Regions from separate parts of the Mus musculus genome. Here region 1 is linked to region 2. The links are chromatin loops, found by intact Hi-C in ENCODE. Cell type or tissue: left cerebral cortex. All regions are shown on one strand. Each heading gives the region's core, and the rest is flanking DNA. Links, peaks and the distances in the headings are about the cores only. Region 1 overlaps E330034G19Rik (RIKEN cDNA E330034G19 gene). Region 2 holds the start of Polr3a (polymerase (RNA) III (DNA directed) polypeptide A).

What was found. Peaks named below come from ENCODE experiments on the same cell type or tissue, not always from the same donor. Only the 100,000 strongest peaks of a DNase experiment are listed, where the experiment ranks them.
Region 1: a loop joins it to region 2, with 6 times the contacts of the local background. A loop is called at or near these places in 5 of 42 quality-filtered maps.

What each region holds. Positions count from the first base shown.
Region 1 is chr14:24,306,645-24,315,872 of GRCm38, forward strand. It overlaps E330034G19Rik (RIKEN cDNA E330034G19 gene), which reads left to right. Exons shown (of 7, transcript NM_001379547.1): 5 at 170-353; 6 at 1,558-1,673; 7 at 2,790-3,316. The coding sequence ends at 2,934. Among named protein-coding and RNA genes, the nearest start is that of E330034G19Rik, 18 kb to the left of the region's middle. In left cerebral cortex, for the core only: a CTCF peak has its summit at 4,656 (motif pointing right); a DNase peak (open chromatin) is centred at 4,667.
Region 2 is chr14:24,482,779-24,491,955 of GRCm38, forward strand. Polr3a (polymerase (RNA) III (DNA directed) polypeptide A) reads right to left here and starts at 4,280. Exons shown (of 31, transcript NM_001081247.2): 1 at 4,095-4,280; 2 at 1,609-1,744; 3 at 1,340-1,477; 4 at 9-180. The coding sequence starts at 4,138. It overlaps Rps24 (ribosomal protein S24), which reads left to right and starts at 7,900. Exons shown (of 6, transcript NM_011297.3): 1 at 7,900-7,980; 2 at 8,972-9,037; 3 at 9,129-9,177. The coding sequence starts at 7,978. In left cerebral cortex, for the core only: a CTCF peak has its summit at 4,354 (motif pointing left); DNase peaks (open chromatin) are centred at 4,276 and 7,879; H3K4me3 peaks cover 1,770 bases; H3K27ac peaks cover 998 bases.

The DNA.
Region 1 (9,228 bases), core at 720-8,719, 180 kb before region 2:
TTGGCTGTTCTTGTTGCTCTGGGTTGTCTGAGCGCAGCTGTTATGGCGGTGTTGGACCCTTTCCTAGTTCTTCATGGGAACCTGGGTCCTGTTGGGGTTAATGCAACCTTGAAGTAGGGGTGGCAGGAGGGGGTTAGTGGGGGACGTACTATGCAGATGTTGTTTTCAGCCACCTGTACAGCTGCTTCCTGACAGAGCTGAATCAGTTGAAGAAGAAGCTGGAAATGCTGAGTCAGGAAAACAAGGAAATGCAGGGGGATTGTGCCCTACTACAGCATCACGTGGAGGACTTGAAACCAATCTATAAGAAGCAACAGGAGGAGGACAGTGACCTCCAGACCCAGCACCAAAAGGTAGGAACATTACTTAGGGTAATGCGTAGCCCCATTTGCCCGTTGGACTACCTTTCTGTTTATCCATCCATCTCTGCTTTATAATCCCTTTTATAATCCACCTATCACCTTTGTAATCCACATTTCCAACAAGCCACCCACCACGGGTAATGTGATTGTTTTTTTTTCCTCTGTGTATGCACAAGTATTCTTTGTTAGTGTCTTGTGAGAAAATAAGTTATAGGTAAGCAATCCCTGCTGCCCTGCTTGAAACTGAAGTCCATGTAGGGACATGAGTGAATAGCATGTCCACATGTACATGTCCTCATGATTGGCAGGGTGCTATACACAGAGCTTTGACTGGGTTCTGCATCCTGTGACTCATCTCTATGGCATGGGTCATGGGACAGCACAAGTTGGAAGCAGCGTGCATGAAGAGCCTAGTGCAAATGTCAAATGAATGCTTCTCATTGTGTCTTCTATTTGCTCAATTCTTGGTTCACACTGACAGAAGCCCAAGGAGCAACCTTTCAGCTCTCTTCTCTGTGAGTGTTACAGGACAGTTTTCCCTTCCCAGAGCTTCCAGTCTGGACCTGACTACATGACCAGGGATGTGGGAAAAACCTTTAAGGGGCTTTGGGCTGCTTGGGAAATCAAGGGAGAAAGGTTCTCTTTACTTCAGTATAGTCTGGTTGAGCACAGCACGCCCCCATGTGCTGGACAGCAAAGTTCTGAACCTCCTCTGAAAGAACTGGTGTGCGTAATCTAAACGTCCATGCTCATTGAAAATGAGGTTGCTTTTTCCTAAATTCATTCATTCATATTCTCTCTCTCTCTCTCTCTCTCTCTCTCTCTCTCTCTCTCTCTCTCTGTGTGTGTGTGTGTGTGTGTGTGTGTGTGTGTGTGTGTGTGTATGTGTAATGCTTCTTGGATGAATAGGCTGGCTAGAGGAGAACAAAGGACCATTTTCTTCTCATTCTTTCCTTGAAACAGAGAAATTATTACTTCTCCTGAAGCTTGCTGGGGAAGCTTCTGGCTTGCCTGGGTGACCAGGATCTCTTGGGATACTCTCTCTCTCTCTCTCTCTCTTTCTCTCTCTCTCTCTCTCTCTCTCTCTCTCTCTCTCTGTGTGTGTGTGTGTGTGTGTGTGTGTGTGTGTGTGTGTGTGTGCTCTTATAAGAAAGTCTATGCATGCCCGTGTATAACACCATCTTCTAATGAACAGCACATGGAAAGGATGGAGGAAAAGCTGCAGTACATGCTGAAGAAGAAGAATATGGCCATCAAGCAAAGGGAGTTGGCAGAAAAGCTGAAGTACCAATTTGAGGTCCTGCAAATGAGGTAGGATCCCAGGCTGGAAGGAGAGGGTAGAGCCGCCTGGGTCCTCTGTACCTGGGATCTCTCTCTTATATGGGCTTCTGATTATTAGCACGACTAAGAACCACTGCCAGGAAAAGCATAACTCGATGTGTTTTGGTGTTCTAGGCAGTAAGAACTTCTGTCCAGGATACCAGATGATTAATAGTCTCTGTGTGCAGGCCATTGTGACGGCCTTCTGTGATCTCTAGGATGTTCTGAGCAGGCTGTTCTTGAACTCACATAGATCTGCACGCTTCACCTCCCCAAGTCATGAAATCTCAAGTGTACACCTCCATCCCTGGCTGAAATTACATTTTAGTTAGGAACATCTCCTGTAGAGAACAGCTTCCACTCCTTTAACACTGCTTTTTCCAGTGATTAACCATTTCTGTGATAAGATTTCTCTGGATACAATAGGTCAAGCAGTTTCTAGGATGAACCCACGCGATGCCTCTGCTGTTGGGTTGTTCAGATCTTTCACGGACGTGTCCTACCACAGACTCCCATATAGAGCCAGGATGCAGTTTCCCAGCTCTTGTTCTGAGGAATGTCAGCTTTGGTTCAGGAGCCTGTGCTGGGCCGTAGTTCTCAGAGACACCACTGGAGAAATAAACACTGCTCCTGCCTCACAGGCTCAAGCATGCATGTTGCTTGGGTGCCTGGTACCTTCTGAGTGCTTGACTGAGCTATCGTCATGACCTTGCTCAGGTGCCAAGGCTGCAAGACTATAGTATGTCCTTCTGTATAATGCTGCGATCCATCACTAACTCACCATAAATAACTTGTATTATCACGAATATGCTGTTGAGGATGGTAGGCTATCTTTACAAAGTGATGCCCCGGAGTGCAAGAGAAAGTCCTTTAGTTTCTAGTAGAACAGAGAACATACAGTACCTCGATCAGATTCTGACCTGTGTGTAAGGCCAAGAATACTCCAAGCTACTGTGTGAGTGTTATTCGTTGGGCTATAAACAATGGCTTCAGGGTAACGATCCATGTTGAGTGACCAGTACAGTTGAGGTGGTGGGAGGTAGCAGCCTGACAGCTATCATGGCAGGTCTCTATCAAGCCAGTGACTTAATTTCCTTCCTCTCCCAGGTTTGATAAATTGCAGCAAGAGATGGAACTGGCCATAGCCCAGGAAGAGAGAGTCCTGCAGAAAGACCTGCTACATCAGGAGCCCCCTGCTGAGCCCCATCCCCAGAAACCACAGGATCCCTTGGGTGGGTTTGCTTTAACATAGTGTATTTCCTCAGTGTGAATAGGCCCTGATTTTATGGAGCCCATGAGCCACCAGCCTTCTTCTGGGTCTGCTTCCCTTTGATTTTCTAACAACTCCCCTTGAGAGAACTGAGGTGACTACCCTGTCACTGTGTCCAAGACCAGAGATAAGCTGTAGGTTTGTGATGCTAAATCTGTAGTGAGAGAATGGTGCTTAGCATAATTTTGTGTTTGGTTTTCTGTTTGGAGTTTTGCTCTTAGATGTTTTGGTTTTCTTATTGATATGCTATTTGTTCTTATTATTTTTCAAAAATTGCTAGCATCATTCACTGTTTATACTGACTTCTGTTTTTAATGCCCATTAAGAGAATGTTTTATGAATAATAAACTTTTGTAACTCTTCACTTTGGAGACTGTCATCTATATTCAAGGGTGCTTTCTCACTCCTGTAACCCTAGAACTTAAAGGCAGAGATGGATCTTTGTAAGTTCCAGGTAGTGTGGGCTACACAGTGAATTCCCAACCAGCCTGGCCACACAGGCAGATGTCATCTTGTATGTGGGTATGCTTTACTTCATGGAGCCACACTTTATGATGTAATCACTGTGGGGAGCTGCACTCACATTTGCCATTACAAGATGGCGCTGACAGCTGTGTTCTAAGTAGTAAATAATCTGCACATGTGCAGGGGCAGTTTTCCTGCCATGTGCTCTGCCTTTCTCATGATGACAACTGGGCTGATGGGCTGCAGCCAATCAGGGAGTGACACGTCCTAGATGGAGGATAATTCTCCTTAAAAGGGTATGGGGTCCTGGCACTCCCTCTCTTCTTCGTCTCTTCGTCTTTTTCTCTGCTCTCTTCCTCTGCTCTCTGCCTCTCTCTCTCTCTCTGCCCCTCTCTCTGCTTCTCTCTCTCTCTCTCTTCCTCTCTGCCTCTCTCTGCCGCGCTCTTCCTCTCTTGCTCCTGAAGATATAAGCAATAAAGCTTTGCCGCAGAAGATTCCGGTTTGTTGCTTCTTTCCTGGCCGGTCGCGAACGCGTGTAAGATAATCACTACCATACTATATCCCTGCTGTCATGTATTTTGCTGCCCATAAAAGATAATACTCTATAACACACATTCATTATTAACCCTGTGGAAGAAATTATTGATAAATACACTCTTATTGCTCTACAGTTTCTCAAGAAATCTGAACATTCAAAGGAGTATAAAAGAAATCAGGAAATACAGAGCTATGAGCCTCAGTTTTTCTTGAAATCAGCATCAGTGATAATGACACAACAGATATAATCCTTCCAAGTCATGTTGTGAAGTAGCTTTTTACAGATGTTGTTGACCTTACCCATACATTTGTGTGTTTTCTTAAAAACAAAACAAAACAAAACAAAAAACCAACAACAACAACAACATTATTTAGGGCTGCAGAGATGGCTCAGTGGTTAAGAGCACTGACTGTTCTTCCAGAGGTCCTGAGTTCATATCCCAGTAACCACATGGTGACTCGCAACCATCTATAGTGGAATTTGACACCCTCTTCTGGTGTGTCTGAAGACCGCTACAGTGTACTTCCATATAATCAATCAATCAATCAATCAATCAGTCAGTCAGTCAGTCAGTCAGTCAATCTTTGCGTTGGGGCAAGCAGGGCTGGAATGAGTGGGGCTGGAGAAAGAAGGGAAAAACATTTTTATTTTTGGTGAATTGGCTGACTTGTCTGTGGTCCCTCTGCATGCAACTCCCTTAGTGGCCAGAAGAGGGAGCCAGATACCCTGTTAGAGATGATGAGCACATGTAGTTTTAGTTGGGTTGGTCACCTCCAACTAACTGAAGAGGTGTCTGGAGATGTGCCCGGACAGGTCCATGGGGTAGATATGCTAGGATTCTTAGACTGCCAGACATTTATGCAGACATCTGATGTTGCCACTGCTTTCTATGAGTTGAGCATCAATTATTTTCAATTTTGGAGCAGATCTCTCAGTTTTCATCTGGGATGAAATGTAGTTTAGGCACATCTGGTGAAGAGATGAGATTATATTCATTGATGATAGGGTAGGATAACGAATCCTTCTTGAAACAAAAGTACCTTCATCTAAGCAGTGTTGGGAGGAAGCTGGAGAGCAGCCATGGTGCACAGAGTCTGCATCAGTGGCCACATGTTTCTGTGGAGAGCAAGACTGGAACACAAGAGGGACAGTGGAAGCTGCCCTTCTGCCATGGTAGGTCTCAGAGTGTGCTGAGGAAGTGTTTTTTCCAGGTGGTTGTTTTATGGTTTATTGACTAGGACCGACTTTCTTTCTTTCTTTCTTCCTTCCTTTCTTTCTTCCTTCCTTTCTTTCTCTCTTTCTTTCTTTCTTTCTTTCTTTCTTTCTTTCTTTCTTTCTTTCTTTCTTTCTTTCTCTCTTCCTTTTATACTTTTTTATTAGGTATTTTCCTCATTTACATTTCCAATGCTATCCCAAAAGTCCCCCATACCCTCCCACCCATTCCCCTACCCACCCACTACCACTTTTTGGCCCTGGCTTTCCCCTGTACTGGGGCATATAAAGTTTGCGTGTCCAATGGGCCTCTCTTTCCAGTGATGGCCAACTAGGCCATCTTTTGATACATATGCAGCTAGAGTCAAGAGCTCTGGGGTACTGGTTAGTTCATAATGTTGTTCCACCTATAGGGTTGCAGATCCCTTGAGCTCCTTGGGTACTTTCTCTAGCTCCTCCATTGGGGGCCCTGTGATCCATCCATTAGCTGACTGTGAGCATCCACTTCTGTGTTTGCTAGGCCCCGGCATAGTCTCACAAGAGACAGCTATATCTAGGTCCTTTCAACAAAATCTTGCTAGTATATGCAATGGTGTAGCGTTTGGAAGCTGATTATGGGATGGGACCCTGGATATGGCAGGCTCTAGATGGTCCATCCTTTTGACACAGCTCCAAACTTTGTAACTCCTTCCATGGGTGTTTTGTTCCCAATTCTAAGAAGGGGCAAAGTGTCCACACTTTGGTCTTCTTTCTTCTTGAGTTTCATGCGTTTAGCAAATTGTATCTTATATCTTGGGTATCCTAAGTTTCTGGGCTAATATCCACTTACCAGTGAGTACATATTGTGTGAGTTCCTTTGTGATTGAGTTACCTCATTCAGGATGATACCCTTCAGGTCCATCCATTTGCCTAGGAATTTCATAAATTCATTTTTTTAATAGCTGAGTAGTACTCCATTATATAAATGTACCACATTTTCTGTATCCATTCCTCTGTTGAGGGGCATCTGGGTTCTTTCCAGCTTCTGGCTATTATAAATAAGGCTGCTATGAACATAGTGGAGCATGTGTCCTTCTTACTGGTTGGACATCTTCTGGATATATGCCCAGGAGAGGTATTGTGGGATCCTCCGGTAGTACTATATCCAGTTTTCTGAGGAACTGCCAGACTAATTTCCAGAGTGGTTGTACAAGCTTGCAATCCCACCAACAATGGAGGAGTGTTCCTCTTTCTCCACATCCACGCCAGCATCTGCTGTCACCTGAATTTTTGATCTTAGCCATTCTGACTGGTGTGAGGTAGAATCTCAGGGTTGTTTTGATTTGCATTTCTCTGATGATTAAGGATGCTGAACATTTTTTCAGGTGCTTCTCAGCCATTTGGTATTCCTCAGGTGAGAATTCTTTGTTTAGTTCTGAGCCCCATTTTTTAATAGGGTTATTTGATTTTCTGTAGCCCACCTTCTTGAGTTCTTTATATATATTGGATATTAGTCCCCTATCTGATTTAGGATAGGTAAAGATCCTTTCCCAATCTTTTGGTGGCCTTTTTGTCTTATTGACGGTGTCTTTTGCTTTGCATAAGCTTTGCAGTTTCATGAGGACCCATTTGTCAATTCTCGATCTTACAGCACAAGCCATTGCTGTTCTATTCAGGAATTTTTCCCCTGTGCCCATATCTTCGAGGGTTTCCCCTACTTTCTCCTCTATAAGTTTCAGTGTCTCTGGTTTTATGTGGAGTCCCTAATCCACTTAGATTTGACCTTAGTACAAGGAGATAGGAATGGATCAATTCGCATTCTTCTACATGAAAACCGCCAGGTGTGCCAGCACCATTTGTTGAAGATGCTGTCTTTTTTCCACTGGATGGTTTTTGCTCCCTTGTCAAAGATCAAGTGACCATAGGTGTGTGGGTTCATTTCTGGGTCTTCAATTTTATTCCATTGGTCTACTTGTCTGTCGCTATACCAGTACCATGCAGTTTTTAACACAATTGCTCTGTAGTACAGCTTTAGGTCAGGCATGGTGATTCCACCAGAGGTTCTTTTATCCTTGAGAAAAGTTTTTGCTATTCTAGGTTTTTTATTATTCCAGATGAATTTGCCGATTGCCCTTTCTAATTCGTTGAAGAATTGAATTGGAATTTTGATGGGGATTACATTGAATCTGTAGATTGCTTTTGGCAAGATAGCCATTTTTACTATATTGATCCTGCCAATCCATGAGCATGGGAGATCTTTCCATCTTCTGATCTTCTATAAATTCTTTCTTCAGACACTTGAAGTTCTTATCATACAGATCTTTCACTTCCTTAGTTAGAGTCACACCAAGGTATTTTATATTATTTGTGACTATTGAGAAGGGTGTTGTTTCCCTAATTTCTTTCCCAGCCTGTTTATTCTTTGTGTAGAGAAAGGCCATTGATTTGTTTGAGATAATTTTATATCCAGCTACTGCACTGAAACTGTTTATCAGGTTTAGGAGTTCTCTGGTGGAATTTTTAGGGTCACTTATATATACTAACATATCATCTGCAAATAGTGATATTTTGACTTCATCTTTTCCAATTTGTATCCCCTTGATCTCCTTTTGTTGTCGAATTGCTCTGGCTAGGACTTCAAGTACTATGTTGAATAGGTAGGGAGAAAGTGGGCAGCCTTGTCTAGTCCCTGATTTTAGTGGGATTGCTTTGTGTTTCTCTCCATTTAGTTTGATGTTGGCTACTGGTTTGCTGTAGATTGCTTTTATCATGTTTAGGTATGGGCCTTGAATTCCTGATCTTTCCAAGACTTTTATCATGAATGGGTGTTGGATTTTGTCAAATGCTTTCTCAGCATCTAATGAGATGATTGTGTGGTTTTTGTCTTTGAGTTTGTTTATATACTGGATTACATTGATGGATTTCCGTATATTAAACCATCCCTGCATCCCTGGGATGAAACCTACTTGGTCAGGATGGATGATTGTTTTGATGTGTTCTTGGATTCCGTTAGCGAGAACTTTATTGAGGATTTTTGCATCGATATTCATGAGGGAAATTGGTCTGAATTTCTCTATCTTTGTTGGGTCTTTTTGTGGTTTAGGTATCAGAGTAATTGTGGCTTCATAGAATGAGTTGGGTAGAGTACCTTCTACTTCTATTTTGTGGAATAGTTTGTGAAGAACCTGGATTAGATCTTCTTTGAAGGTCTGATAGAACTCTGCACTAAACCCATCTGGTCCTGGGCTTTTTTTTTTTTTGGTTGGGAGACTATTAATGACTGCTTCTATTTCTTTAGGGGATATAGGACTGTTTAGATCATTAACCTGATCTTGATTTAACTTTGGTACCTAGTATCTGTCTAGAAACTTGTCCATTTCATCCAGGTTCTCCAGTTTTGTTGAGTATAGCCGTTTGTAGAAGGATCTGATGGTGTTTTGGATTTCTTTAGGATCTGTTGTTATGTCTCCCTTTTCATTTCTAATTTTGTTAATTAGAATGCTTTCCCTGTGCCCTCTAGTGAGTCTGGTAAGGGTTTGTCTATCTTGTTGATTTTCTCAAAGAACCAGCTCCTCATTTGGTTGATTCTTTGAATAGTTCTTCTTGTTTCCACTTGGTTGATTTCGCCTGTGAGTTTGATTATTTCCTGCCGTCTACTCCTCTTGGGTGAATTTGCTTCCTTTTGTTCTAAAGCTTTTAGGTGTGTTGTCAAGCTGCTAATGTGTGCTCTCTCTAGTTTCTTTTTGGAGGCACTCAGAGCTATGAGTTTTCCTCTTAGAAATGCTTTCATTGTGTCCCATCAGTTTGGGTATGTTGTGGCTTCATTTTCATTAAACTCCAAAAAGTCCTTAATTTCTTTCTTTATTCCTTCCTTGACCAATGTATCATTGAGGAGAGTGTTGTTCAGTTTCCACATGAATGTTGGCTTTCTATTATTTATTTTGTTATTGAAGATCGCCTTAGTCCATGGTGATCTGATAGGATGCATGGGATGATTTCAATATTTTTGTATCTGTTGAGGCTTGTTTTGTGTCCAATTATGTGGTCAATTTTGGAGAAGGTACCATGAGGTGCTGAGAAGA
Region 2 (9,177 bases), core at 1-8,000:
CCCCTCACCATTAAAGGCACCACAGTAGTGACAAGTGCTTTTCTTCCGGCATTTATCTGAGATCTTCTTCTTCAGGCCTCGCTTCTGCAGGTAGGTTAGGCCAGGCCTCTTCAGAAAATCTAGAAACTGCTGCTTCTCTTCCTGGGACAGCATAATGTGGCAGCAGGTTTTGCAGATCATCTTTCAAAGGTTAAGCAGAATGGAGACAAAGATAAGAGGCTAAAAAAAAATCCTTCCTCTTTAAAATGTCACCTCTGGAGCTACTGAGATAGATCACTGGGTGAGGTGCTTGCTGCCAAACCTGATGACCTAAGTCCAATTCCTGGGAGCCACAAGGTAGAAGGAGAAAACTGACTCCTGCGAGTTATCCTCTGACCCCCATTGAGTGGCTCCCCCCACAAATATATATACATATACACACACAGACATATATACACACACAAAATAAATAAACACTACTACTAAATGTCTCTGCTTTGTTGTGTACATGGAATGGATTATCACAAACTAAGATCTACTCATCATGGCAGCCCGTGTTCCCAGGATGTTGTCGGTGCTCAAGGCCAGATGGCAGGATTTTGTTGCTGTATTCTTCTTTGTGTCTTCTGTGTTGGAACTGTTATTATTTTTGTACAGTGTTTGATTGAACCTCGGGTCTTAGGCATGCTAGGCATGCATATCAATGAACTCTAGCTACCCTACCATCTTTTTTTGTTATTTAGTTCAGGCTGATCTTGAACTCACGTCTCAAGCTAGCCTCAGTTTCGCAATCTTCCTGCCTCTGCCTCTCTAGCCCTGTGATTACACGTGCACATCACCAGTCCTATAGTTTTTAACAGTTGGAATCTGGATTTTTAAAACCTTAAGACAGGTTTCATTGCACAGCCTGAGCTGGTCTTGGACCTGAGATTCTCCTTGTCTGCTTCTTGAGTGCTAAGGTTCCAGTATATGTTACGCCTAGCTTAGCACGGCTTGCGATGAATAAACTACCACTTTCAGTTGGGCAGATTTTTTTTTTCTTTTAACATGTATTTATTTCAGTGTGAGCTACAGCTTATGTGTGAAGATCAGAGGACATTAGGAGTCAGCTCTCTCCTTCAACAGCGCGGGACCTGGCAAGTGACTCAGGTGCTCAGACTAGCACCAAACGCCTTACCCAGTAAGCCATCTCTTCTGCAGCTATTGCTTTCTCAAGGGAAACAGAACATTAGAGAATCTGTAAGGAATTTAACATAATGCAAGATTGCAATACTATGGGCACAGTATAGAAACTTCTGGATATACCCCTCCTCAGCCACAGTTCCTGGGTTCCCTCCAGTGTCCCTGACCCCTCGCTCACCTGTAAGATACCAATGACAGCCCTGAAGTACCCGACATGAAAGCACGGTAGCTCGAGATCAATGTAGCCATAGTGGCCGAGACAGTCCGCCAAGTTCTTCCCACAGGTCTCACAAGGACGATCTTTTTCGCTCGTACCCTTTGGAGGAAAGAACACCCAGCCATTGGTGGAGAGCACAAGAAAGGGGCCCAATCTTCCTAACTCACAGCCAGCTGGGACCAACGATTTCACGTGTCAACTGTGGAACACTGGGAGGGACAGGGCCTTACCATTCTATGGTCAAGCACTCCATACAACAAGGGGGCGTGGTTGTTGTCTTGGCTGTACAGGTTCTTACTGACAACCTGGATATGTGCCTGCTGGCGCATCTCCTCAGGGGACTTCATTCCAAAACAGATATGGCTTCTGCAGTGGGAACAAACCAGAGAAAGGTATCAAAGCCCATGGATCTAGGCACACATGGACACAACCAAAACCACCCTGCCCTCTGACTCCTGGACAGGCTCGTTCCACCAGACCCAGACAGAGTTTAGTAACTGGGTCTTCAACCCTTTATCCTACGGGAAAGAGTTTCAATTTTCCCTCATGAGACGTTATTGCTCTCAAGGTCACTCCCTTGGTGGGCAAGCTAGTGATGAACCTATCTTTCTCAGTCTGGACTTGCTTCCTTATCTCTGCTTTCAGGTTCCCTACACCTTCAGTGCCCCTCTCCTCTCAGTATATTCTCCTTTTTGGGGGGAGGAGGAGGGTTGAGGCAGGGTTTCTCTGTGTAGCCTATAGTCTAGGCTGGCCTCGAACTCAGAAATCCGCCTGCCTCTGCCTCCCAAGTGCTGGAATTAAAGGCGTGCTCCACCACCACCCGGCCTATACTCTCCTTTACTGTCTTCATTTAGTCCTTTTGGGTCTTTTGAGGTATCTTCTTCCACTGCTATCATTTGCATATTGGACACCCCCCCCCCCCACCATTCTGGGTGCCACCCTTCCTCCTCTTCATTGCACAATCCTCCCAGGGATGCCCTTTGTTTGTATATATAGACGTCTTCGAAATCTCTTTACGTCAGCCACCTCTAGTTGACTGGGCATGGGCATCTCCAACTCAGAATATCTGAAAAGTTACATCTAGATCAAACGTGTGCAGGCTTCCTCCCCTTTGCCATTTTCTAAGAAACACAAGCAAGTAACAACTTACATGGACAAAGAGTTCATCTAGAGATACTGTGCTGCTTTGAATAAAAGACTTTATCTGTTTGGAGTTGGGGTAGGAGCACTAACTGTTCATAAAAGATAGAGAGAATTAAAATAACATGGGATGATGGTACAGTCTGATGGGACACCAGGGTCTGGTCAGAACACCTCTCTGCAAAGGTGATCTTCCAGCTGAATTCTAAGTCAGACAGAGCAAATAGGAGAATGAAGATAGGAAGCAGAAGGTAAAGATTCCTTGGCCCACAGGCACTGGGCATCACCAGAGAATCACAGGCAAGCGGCACAGACAGCTAAGGGTACAAGATGAGCCCAGTAAGGCCTGCAGGGGCCAGGGCTTGGGATTTAGGAGGGAATCAAGTGTCAGCATTACCAAGAGCTGCTGGAAGATCCAGGTGACAGAGATCTAGTTTGCATCTGAAATGAAGGGTCTTGCTCTGTAGCTTGGGCTAGCTTCAAACTCCTGACTGCCTGCCTTGGCCTGAGTGGCATAACTATTGGCTTGTGGCTCTGCATCCCTGGGCTGCTGTGTGAGGATCCTTTCATGTGAATAGGGTGCGTGTGAAGGACTGAGATGGTGGACTGAGAACAGTCGGAGGTCACCCAGGTGACACCTGTCCCAGTGAACAGTAACACAGAGTTCCTCCAGTCTCATTTTTCTTACCTCTGTCTCTGCTTCTCTCTTCCATTTTATGCCCTATGCCCCTTTAAGTTCACTTCTCTCCAAAGTCCCCACATCCACCTCAGAGCCCTGGACCCAGCTCAAGTCACCATCATTGCCAGTCTAGATCCCTGCCATGGCCTCAAACTCTGTCCTGGCCAAACACTCCAAAAGTCTGACACGCCTTGCAAGACTCACATAGTGTAAGTCCCCTGCTTCACGTCTATCAGTCTACCTTGTCCCTCCAGTACGTGTTTTAAAAGGAGCCTGGTCTGCACCGAGCCCAGACTTATTCATTACTTGGTGCTCTCAGTCTCCTCTCTGCTGGTCGTTGCATTTGCCACAATCATGGCTGATTTGTCTACTCTACAACAGACCAAGCAGAAAGACTGCATTCTGCGGGACCTTTAGTGCACAACACTGTCCTCAGTACATTCTCTTATGTAAGTTGAAGAAGCAAAAAGATCCGCCTTAGCCTCCCCCCCCCCCGCCAAAAAAAAAAAAAATCAAACAACCAGGGCTTAATAATTAAGCTTTGAAACAGAGAGCCCAGAAGAGCAGCTTGGTTTCTGAGCCTGCCACTTTCTAGCTGACAACCTTGAGTCAGCACACAACTGTGTCCTCGTGCCAGAGGAAGAGGTCCGCTGAGAGTAATCAGCGCAGGGATTCAGGAGGTGGCATCTTCGCCCAGAATGCCCGTTCTGACACTGTTCCGTCCATTGCACTTTCCCCGCTATACCTCACGGATCCCCCACCCCCCACCCCAGGATCTGAAATCCCATCCTGGAACTTTTTTCTTCGCTCCCTTAACAACTGTCCCTCTCCTGGGACACTCTGGGACCCGGGACCTCAGCCTCCACCTCACCCCCACCCCTTCGGGGGCGTCCTTACATTTTCTTAGCCACATCCGTCTCGCGGAACTGCTCCTTCACCATGGTGCCGGCTGGCCGGACGCCCTTCTCGGAGCTGCGACTACAAAAACCACTGTCGCCGCACCTTCCCGGGGTGCTTAGGTATTTAGGAGTAAGGAAGCTGCAGCAGCCTCCCCGGCCACCGTAGAGCGCCGCACGTGCCGCTTCCTCTTCCGCCGCCGGACTTTATGAAGAGAGGCTTGGCAGACGCTGCTTTGAGCCCTCCTTCTAGATCGCCATCTAGCGGCTCCTTCACGAAAATGCACCTAGGCCGCGCAGATCAGTGGGGGAAAATGGCTTTTTCAGGTGGGTTTCTCAAAACAGCAGAAGAGGCCGGGCGTGGTGGCGCACGCCTTTAATCCCGGCACTTGGGAGGCAGAGGCAGGCGGATTTCTGAGCTCGAGGCCAGCCTGGTCTACAGAGCGAGTTCCAGGACAGCCAGGGCTACACAGAGAAACCCTGTCTCAAAAACAAAAACAAAAACAAAAAAACAGCAGAAGAGACGGATGGACCGCTTTTTTTGTTTGTTTTTTTTTTTTGTTTTTTGTTTTTTGTTTTTTGTTTTTTTGTTTTTTTGTTTTTTTGTTTTTCAAGGCAGGGTTTCTCTGTGCAGCCCTGGCTGTCCTGGAACTCGCTCTGTAGACCAGGCTGGCCTCAAACTCAGAAATCTGCCTGCCTCTGCCTCCCGAGTGCTGGGATTAAAGGCATGCGCCACCACGCCCCGCAGTTTTGTTTTTTTTTTTTTAAATCTCAAGGTCAAAAAGTTACATCAAATAGAAAAAAAAATCAAACAAGGACCGGCGCGCGCGTGTGTGTGTGTGTGTGTGTGTGTGTGTGTGTTGTTGTTGTTGTTGTTGTTTCCTGAGAAAGGCTCTCCATATATAGTCCCGACGGGTACTGAATTTGCCATCCTGTCTCCATACTCTCAGTGCTCAGTTACATCCCACCTGGTATAAATAAGTAAATTTACATATCTATTTACATACTTGTGTACAAACATATATACAAACACATATAAACACGCTTATTCTTACACAGCATATGTAATATATATGTATGGTTCGTTTTGAATTGTGTGTTTTGTAAATAGATGCAACAAAAACCCACCCAACCCTTCAGCTCTCCAAGGAGAGAAAGAACGGTCTATTAAAAACTGCCAGAAGCCGGGCGTGGTGGCGCACGCCTTTAATTCCAGCACTCGGGAGGCAGAGGCAGGTGGATTTCTGAGTTCGAGGCCAGCCTGGTCTACAGAGTGAGTTCCAGGACAGCCAGGGCTACACAGAGAAACCCTGTCTCAAAAACAAAACAAAACAAAACAAAACAAAACCAACTGCCAGGCCACCACTAAGAACAGTAGAAGACAGCTCCCAGCAGCAAAGCCTTGCTAGGTTTTAGGGACTTATATGGCTGGAGTGGGGCCAGCTCAGAAAATCCCGGTGGTTAGCATGAGAACTCTGTTGGGCAGGGAGGAGACTGACAGATACAGCCAGGAGCCTTCAGCCAGCTGTTAAGGGCTTCTGAGAAATGCTTTAAGTCTGTTTCCTAGCAAGGTCTGGTGGGGTCCAGACCATCACTTTAAAATAGTGCCGTCAGCACTGCCGTTTGGGGGCCTGCTTTGGGGACTTAACATACTTGTGTGTGTTTGTGTGTGTGCAGGCAGAAGTGCAGGTTGGTCTCCTCTGCACACTAAGCCCTGTACTCGGGTATTTCCCTTGGAATAATGCTGTTAATTCATGTTTGCTCCACTTTATGCAAAGCATTAACTTCTGGTTCAGGCAATATTAAAAGCTTATTTTGTGTCAGATCAGAGATTCACACACATACAAAAAAAAACCCAAAATATATTTTGAGATAGGTTCTCTCTATGTAACCCTAGTTGGTATGTTGGTGCTTGCTTTGTAGCCCAGGATAGCCTCAAGTTCTTGGCTAATCCTCTTATTTAACTTCACAGATTGGTGTGGTCATTCATAGGTGTATGCCACCACAGCTGGTTCAAATAGATAGTTTCTTTCTTTTTTTTTTTTTTCTCCATCCAGAGCTGGGCATTGAACTCAGAGCCATTGCATACTGAACAATGTAGATTGTACCCAGAGCCTTTGCATATTAGACAGTGTTCCGCCACTGAGTGGACCTACATCCTCAGTTCTTTTAAAATTTTAACTGGAGCCAGGATCCAGCCATGTCATCCAGGCTGGCTGGATAAAAACCAGTCTTTTAAAAACTCACAAGTTTTTAAAAGACTCTCAGAAAGTCTCAAAGCCAAAAGAGCCACAATCCTCCCTTCCAATCCAATAAACTGCTAGGTGTGGTGCCCCACTTGGGAGGTGAAGGCAGAAAGATCAGGAATTCAGGATCATTCTTGGCAATGCAATGGATTTTTCAAGACCTTGCATGGGCTTCGAAGGTCTGGTTTTAAAGAACCTAAAGCCTCACACACGAAAAACCTTATGAAAAAGTCACTAGCAACTCGTGGTGTCACGTCAATGCAATAGGGGTGAGTAGTTAAGGTTTCTGCTATTTCCCTGGTGTAAAGCAGGGATGCTGACTGAAAGGCCTTTTTTTTCTCATTAATTAATTTATTTACTTTACGCCCTGATCAAAGCCCCCACCCCACCCCGACCCCAATGGCTTTCTTAAATGCCTTCAAGATGAACTTTTTTGGAGACAAGTTTTACTTTATTTTATTCTTTTTTTTTTTTTGGTTTCTCGAGACAGGGTTTCTCTGTGTAGTCCTGGCTGTCCTGGAACTCACTTTGTAGGCCAGGCTGGCCTCAAACTCAGAAATCCACCTGCCTCTGCCTCCCGAGTGCTGGGATTAAAGGCATGTGCCACCACGCCCGCCCGGCACTTTATTTTATTCTTGAGTCAGCGTCTCACTGTGCAACCCTGATTGACCCAAAACTCTTTGTAGGCCTCAAACTCAGAGATCTGCCTTCCTCTACCTCTTAGGCCCTGCTTAGTGGAAACAATTTAAACCAACTACCTGCCTCTAAGATTTAAACTAGTGGTTCTTAGCCTTGCTAACGCTGCGGCCTCTTACTACAGTTCCTCATATTGTGTTAACTCTTGACTATAAAATTATTCCTGCCGGGCAGTGGTGGCGCACGCCTTTAATCCCAGCACTTGGGAGGCAAAGGCAGGCGGATTTCTGAGTTCAAGGCCAGCCTGGTCTACAGAGTGAGTTCCAGGACAGCACAGAGAAACCCTGTCTCAAAAAACCCAAAAATAAATAAATAAATACTTAAAAAATAAAATTATTCTCGTTGCTACTTAATTGTAATTACTTAATTGTAATTAATTTGCTGTGATTTTGACTTGTAATGTAAATATCTGTTTCCTGATGGTTTTGGGCAACCCTTGCAAAAGGGTCGTGACCCTTTGGCTGAGAACCGCCGATTTAAACAAATGACATTGAAAGCGAACTTTACTGGGTGAAGTAGCGCACATTTCTCAAATCCAACGTGCCTGGGAGGCAGAAGCAGGCCGTTCTCTTGAATTCGAGGTCAGCGTGATCTACAGCGATAGTTTCAGGGCAGCCAGGGCTATATAGTGAACTCCTGTTTCAGAAAACAACAAAATACAAATGCAGGACGGAAAAGAAGGGAATGGGAAATATACACGCGATTGTGTAACCATACATCAATTTGAGTGGATCCAATTCAGGCCAGCCAGAGCCCAGGTCTGGGGCGTGGCTAAGGGCTAGCGAGGCGTGGCTTCAAGTACTTTCGGTCAGGCATTGCTGTAGTCTACCCCAAGGCCTTAGCCACGCCCCCGCGCTGGGGTCCTTCCTTGCGCGTTGATATGATTGGTCGGCAGTGAGCGGTCCTCTTTTCCTCCTCTCCAGCTCCGGCGCCGTAGCCATCATGGTGAGTCTCCTCGGGCTCTCAGCACTATCCGTCGCTTATCCGCGCCATCCCTGCCTGTTCGGGGACCCCACTAGAGCTGCAGCCATCCGGGGCCCACTTACTCTGCTCCGGCCTGCCTCACGGAGGCCGGTCGCCCGGGGTCGCCGAGTCGCGGCTGTCCGGCACCGCCGTCCGGAACACGCCGGGCTTTGGGCTCCCGGGCCTCGGCTATGGAAACCCCTGTGGAGCTTCAGGGGCACGAGTGAGGCGGGCGCTGGCGGGCCAAGGTGACGAAGGCGCCTCCGGCTCTTGGGCCAGCGGACTGAGCGGTGGAGCAGAACTTGGGTGCCTCGGGGACCGCCAAAAAGTGGCCTTGTCCACTTCTCTGAGGCGGAGGACTGAGCCTTCCGCCACGCGCGGGCTGTTCTTTGACTCGTGCATGGTGCTATCGAGGTGACTTAATCCCGATTCCTCGAGTCGAGCTCGGAAGGCAAGCAGCCATGTGCAAGCTGCCGATTTGAGTTGATCTCTGCTAATTTTCGTGTCTGTTTAAGCTCGCTGAATGCCAGCTACTGCGGTACTTACTCTAATTAGGGAAGAAGTTGGCGAAGTCCTGTGTCTGGGTAGCCACTGAGAGATGCTGGGAACCACTGAGACTTCTCTCTCCAAGCACTAGAGGCATTGGTTGCAGCATGTAGAGAGTCCTGGTGGTGTCCAGTGTCAGGTGATCAGGGATTCTCAAATCAATATGTGAGATCACAAAATCAGTAGTACTTCAAATGATAGCCATAATCTAAAGTGAAGTTTGGATGACGTGAGAGAAAATGAGTTGTTTTATGGTAGTTTATGAGGCGCTGTCGCCTGCTTTGGGGCTTTTTTGCCTTTTCTTTCCTTTATAGCTTGTCCCCAATTCCTGCCTCTTTCTAGACTGCATTGCTAGTAATTGCTGAAAGGCCAGAGCAAAGGCAAGACGAGATTTTTAACATCTTACTGACTTGTGTGTTACCTGCAGAATGACACAGTAACCATCCGGACCAGGAAGTTCATGACCAACCGTCTGCTTCAGAGGAAACAGATGGTAAGGATCAGAGTCAAAATGTGGTCTTTGTGTCTGCTTTTGAAGATGTAGTTAACTTGTAAGGAGTACTGACTCTTACACCTCTTTATAGGTCATTGATGTCCTTCATCCTGGGAAGGCAACAGTACCAAAGACAGAAA